Linked DNA regions of Homo sapiens: region 2 is linked to region 1. A link is a loop called in an ENCODE intact Hi-C map of the cell type or tissue named here. Cell type or tissue: heart right ventricle. All regions are shown on one strand. Links, peaks and the distances in the headings refer to the core of each region. The heading gives the core; the rest is flanking DNA.

Evidence for each region. A loop is a pair of places that touch in the nucleus more often than their neighbours do. Peaks named below come from ENCODE experiments on the same cell type or tissue, not always from the same donor. Only the 100,000 strongest peaks of a DNase experiment are listed, where the experiment ranks them.
Region 2: a loop joins it to region 1, with 4 times the contacts of the local background. A loop is called at or near these places in 9 of 110 quality-filtered maps.

The regions. Positions count from the first base shown.
Region 1 is chr6:136,841,064-136,843,980 of GRCh38, forward strand. The region is part of intron 3 of PEX7 (peroxisomal biogenesis factor 7); the gene reads left to right. Among named protein-coding and RNA genes, the nearest start is that of PEX7, 20 kb to the left of the region's middle. In heart right ventricle, for the core only: no CTCF peak of the experiment used is centred there; no DNase peak of the experiment used is centred there; H3K27ac peaks cover 798 bases.
Region 2 is chr6:136,961,214-136,964,130 of GRCh38, forward strand. No RefSeq gene overlaps it. Among named protein-coding and RNA genes, the nearest start is that of NHEG1, 31 kb to the right of the region's middle. In heart right ventricle, for the core only: no CTCF peak of the experiment used is centred there; a DNase peak (open chromatin) is centred at 1,628; H3K27ac peaks cover 1,625 bases.

The DNA.
Region 1 (2,917 bases), core at 244-2,743:
TTATCTAAAATTGTAACCTCCTTTCCCCCCGTGCCTAGTACATAGTAGGTGCTCAATAAATATTTGTTGAATAGATGAGTGAATTGATTGAAGTTGGGATAATGGAATTCATTCTTCCCTTTTCAGCTGTTTCTCAAACATCTCTCTGGCTGTGAACTTTTTTCAGAGCTTGAGGTTAATGCCCAAACCCTGTCTTGCTGTCACCTCAAACTCAGTATATATAAAATTACATTATTTTCCTTCCTCCAGTCTTTCACTTTTGTTAATGCTGCCATCACTGACAGTCCTCAGGCACAAAACCTTGGTGTTATCTTGCAGTGTTCACTACCCCCGATCCCTAGGGTGCTGTATATTCCCATTTATGTGTTTGAGGAAGTTTTCTGGTTACTGTTTCACCTCTGCTTTTTGCCTATTGACATTTTAGCCAGCCCTCAGGGCCCTGCCTCAGTCTTTCTCTTCTGAGCACGAAGCTGAATTTCCATCCAAGCACCCCTTTTGTACTTATGTTTATAGTTTGTTTTGTTTTGTTTTTGAGACAAGGTCTTTCTCTGCTACCCAGGCTGGAATGCAGTGGCGTGATCACTGCTCACTGCTGTCTTGACCTTGACCTTGTGGGCTCAAGCCATCCTCCCACCCCAGCCTCCTGGGTAGCTGGGACTACTGTTATAGGTCACCACACCTGGCTAATTTTTAAAATTTTTTATAGAGACGGGGGTCTCGCCATATTTTCCAGGCTGGTCTCGAACTCGTGGCCTCAAGCGGTCCTCCTGCCTCGGCCTCCCAAAGTGCTGGGATTACAGGCATGAGCCACCGTGCCTGGTGTAATTACTCTTTTTTTAAATTAAAAAAAAAAACCCACACAGTCTCCTGATCTGTTAGTTCCTTTCCCATGTCCTAATATTTTAAACATAGTATTGAGTTGCCTTTCTTTTCTTTTTCTTTTTTTTTTTTTTGAGACAGGTTCTCACTCTGTCACCCAGCTTAAAGTGCAGTGGCACAATCTTGGCTCACTACAACCTCCACCTCCTGGGAGCGATTCTCCTGCCTCAGCCTCCTGAGTAGCTGAGACTGCAGGTGCCTGCCATCACACCTGGCTAAATTTTATATGTTTAGTAGAGACGGGGTTTCACCATGTTGGCCAGGCTGGTCTTGAACTCCTGGCCTCAAGTGACCTGCCCGCCTTGGCCTCCCAAAGTGCTGGGATTACAGGCGTGAGCCACCACACTCAGCCTATTTCCTTCTTTATGATCCCATTTTTAACTTCACCACCATGTGTGTCCTATCTTTAGCTCTGTCATAGAGACCTAATGCTTGCTACTTGGTTGTGCAACAGAAGACAGCTGACAGCAACAATGCCATCAGCATGGTTTTCTTACCTTCTATCTTTGATGTTGATTCAGGCTGGATTCTCTTGAGCCGGTGGAGGCTCCTGCAGTTTTAGAAGGTGAGTAGTCATAAGGTGTCACCTGCTGCATCACACTGGAAATGTGTGGAGGCAGTGGAGTCTGAGCTGATGATGAGTATTTACTTAGTAGTTCTCTGTACCTACCTAGCAGTGATTCAGGTTGTAAAGAAAAATTTAATTGGTTAAATTATTTTAACCAATGTTTGAGTGCCTATTTTACTGTGATGAACATAGATGTACAAGATGTTTTGCTCATTAGGAGTCTCCAAAATCTAGCAGGTATGTGAGTTATGTAACATTCTTTTTAGTAAATAAAATATGGTAAATGCTGAGTTAGAAGTAGGTGTGAGCTGCTGTTGAAGGCAGCATATGACTCATTGAAGGACTTATCAGGGGAGGCTTATTTCGTAAGGGATGTAATGGGGCACGTCTTGATGGATAAATGGAAATTCACAAGTGGAGAGGGGCTTTAAGATCTGTGTATAGGTAATTCATGAAAACACAGTGGAATCAATCTAGGCCCAAATGTAGCTCCAGTAAAGGGTGAAACCAGCAGGGGTAGAGCTTTAGTTCCTTGATATCATGGCTTAAGGTAGCCAAGAAGTTCTGATTCAACAGTGCCCTCAAGTAGCATGCTGTACAGATAGCCTCACATTGCGATTAAAAGTGGACTCTGCAATTAGGCTGCCCACGTTCAGATTTCATATCTGCACCTTACTAGCTTTGGGACTCTGGACAAGTTACTTAACCTCTCTGGGCCTTGATATAGTATCTACTTCATATAAATGAAGATTAAATGAAATAAAATACATAAAGTGCTTATGAACAGGATCTGACACTCAGAGTGTTCAATAAAGGTTTGCTATTTTTATTTTTGACTGTTTACATCAGCCTAGAGCAGGGGTTGGCAAACTACGTCATGTGGACCAGGACCAAATCTGGCCTGCAGTTAGATTTACAAATAAAGTTTTTTTGGAATCAAGCCATGCGCATTCATTCGGTATTGACTATGGCTGCTTGGTGTGTGCTATAAGAGCTGGGTTTAGTAGTTGTGACAGTGACCAAATAGCCTGTAAAATCTAAAGTATTTACCATATGGCCCTTTATAGAAGAAATGTACCTTTTTTGAAGAAACTTACCATTTACTATATGGTCCTTTGTAGGCGAAATTTAGAGGATAAAATCAAACTCTTTAGCTCTCAAGATCTTCAGTGATTGCTTCCAAACCAGCCTTTTTTCTATCCATAACTAACAGATGGCCACAGCAGCTCTTTGGTTTTCACTGGCCCTTCTATTCCTTTTATAGCTGCTGTCTGTTGCTGGATTGTGCTTCCTTTAGTGTTCCAACTACTCTTCTGTCTTTTGCGTGAATATGGGCAGAGGCAGGGCCAGGACTAGGGTAGAATGTGTGAGGCACTCACTCTAGGTACACAATTTAAGGGGGCCCCAAAAAACTTGATAATCAAGATAATTTGTTAATGTTTTTAAAAATAAAAATTAATGCAAAAAACC
Region 2 (2,917 bases), core at 202-2,701, 120 kb after region 1:
TATTTATAAACATATAAATAATAAATACTATGATATAATACATATATATTTGTAGATATACGTATATGTATGCTATACATATATGTATAGCTGGACTATATGGATTACATGTATATAGGATTTTTAAATTATTAAAATAATTATATAAATGTATATTAAGGCTGGGTGCAGTGGCTCACACCTGTAATCCCAGCACTTTGGGAGGCCGAGGCAGGAGGATCACTTGGGGCCAGGAGTTCGAGACCAGCCTGGCCAACATGGCAAAACCTGTCTCTACTAAAAATACAAAAATTAGCCAGGTGTGGTGGTGCATGTCTGTAATCCCAGCTACTTGGGAGGCTGAGGCATGAGAATTGCTTGAATCTGGGAGGTGAAGGTGGCAGTGAGCCAAGATTGCGCTGCTGCACTGCAGCCTGGGTGGGACTATCTTAAAAAAAAAAAAAAGTATAGTAAGAACCTGGAAGGAACTTTACATTATACATTTTTAAGTGAAAAATAGCATGTGTGTATTTTGGAAAAGCAGAAAAGGTTTTAATATTAACCGTTCGTCTGATACAGATATTGAAATATTTTCCCCAGTTTTTAACAAGCACTGTAGTTTGGTGCATGGAATCAGAAGTCAGACTGCTTGGCTTTGGATCATGGCTCTGTCCCTTTCTGGTTCCACCTCTTAAAAGCTGTGTGACCATGAGTAAGTTACTGAACATATGAACAGGACAAGAACTCTGGACGTGTGGGGATGGAAGGTGGAACTGAGATTCGAGTCCCATTTGAGCGCAGAGCCTGTATTCTTAACTTCTGGGCTACATGGAGCCAAAATAAACAGTGGCAGAGAGAGAGAGAGAGAGAGAGAGATGCAGATAAATAAAGATAGTGAAGGGTATTGGATCGATTATGTTTTAAGTACTTTCAAGGCAAGATTTTACTTTGTCTTTGAATTCCCATCATTTAGTTCCACACCTGGTGCATAATAGACACTCATAAATGAATCATTGGGTAGGGTCATAGGCGTGATGCAGAGCAGAAATGCTTAGGTTCTAACAGTGGGGCCATGGGTTGGCCATTCAGATTTGTAACTAAAAGAAAGAAAGAAAGAAAGGGCCGGGTGCAGTGGCTCACGCCTATAACCCCAGCACTTTGGGAGGCTGAGGCAGGCAGATCACCTGAGGTCAGGGGTTTGAGACCCTCCTGGCCATCATGGTGAAACCCCATCTCTACTAAAAATACAAAAATTACCCGGGCATGGTAGCACACGCCTGTAATCCCAGCTTCTCAGGAGGCTGAGGCAGGAGAATTGCTTGAACCTGGGAGGTGGAGGTTGCAGTGAGCTGAAATTGTGCCACTCTACTCCAGCCTGGGGGACAGAGTGAGACTCCATCTTAAAAAAAACAAAGAAAGGAAAGACAAAAAAGAAAAGAATAGGGAATCTTCTAAAATGAAAAAGGGGCACTAAGAGAGAGTGTGGAATATGGTAGATGAAGGGATCAACTCCTTTCGGACCCACAACCTCTTCTTTTTAAGGCTGCTTGAACTATTTATTAGTCTGTAATTAGAGTCCCAAGCGTTTCCTTCTGTTTCCTAAAGGGTTGGAAAAATGCCCCGAGGGCTTGTCACCATAGGCCTTCCCCACTTCTAATCAGCCAGATGGCAGCTGCAGGAAGTGGCAGCTAAAGCAACAATCACAATGTGGTGTTGACAGTGTAGATCTTCCACTGAATGGGGAGTATGAGGAAGCGTAGACAGTGGAGTTTTTCAGCCTGGATTTTAGAATTGGTTTTTGTCAGTTGGGCTTTATATATTAGTTGGGAATAACTAAATAATTTAAACAACAGCTATTTGATTATACTAATCTATTAGGCCAGAATCGAAAAGTGCCTTTTAAAAAGTCCTCCTGGATTAAAAATTTCTCTTAGAAACATTCATAATTCATTGCTGCTCTTACTAATGTCAAAATCTTACTGACTCAGTAAATGGCAAAAGGTGCATGTGGTGTTTGTGCTTATGTATTTATTTCATTATTTATTTGGATATGGGATACTGCATAGAAAGAAAACACACTCTGACTCGTTAGGTATATAAATCTCATAATCCTTAAGGGAAAAGAGACCAGGGAAGTGTATCTACCACTGGAGATTTTCTTTGACATTACAGACTTAAATGCTGTCACTGGCCTCCCTTTGCAAGGGCACATTCTGTTCAGATGTGTTAATAGAAAGAAAGCAGAGTCTAATGAAAATGCCAGAATGTCCTTTGGGAAGCTGACAAATAGAGTGTGCTGCTGATGTGGACTCAAGCTGCAGACCATCCATAGGCCTATTATTAGAATAGGGACAATGTCCAACCGTTCCTAATTGCTGAATGACATACACCTGCCACTTAATTTCCTCAGTGTCACCTGTGAATTATACCTAAGATCAAACAGCAAGAACATGTATTCATTCAGATATCTGTGTGTCCATCCATCCATCCATCCAGCCATCCATCCATCCATCCATCCATCCTGCCAAAAGATTGAATGTGTTCATTTAAAACTGAATATAGCAGGCTTCATCTGATGGTGCAAATATTTCTTCTTGGATACTGTGATGTGACAAGGTTTTATAGTTAAATAGATTATATTTTTCCATCAAAACAATATTATAATTGAGAGCTTGCTTCTGTTCAAAATATCAGAAATAATTACTAATAAGCTTCCAAATAGTTAGCCAAAGCAACAATATAAATAAAACCCTACAAACTTCTATAATCTATAATATAGCTTAAAAAAAAAGCAAATTCCAAGACATAGAATCTGGGAGATGGCAGAGACTTTGATAATCTTTTCTTTATTTAATAAGAAGTGAGAAAATCAAAGCTCAGAGGACTGGGTGCCACCCACTTAACTTGCCTGCTGTCACCCACTTAACTCAGTAAAGTG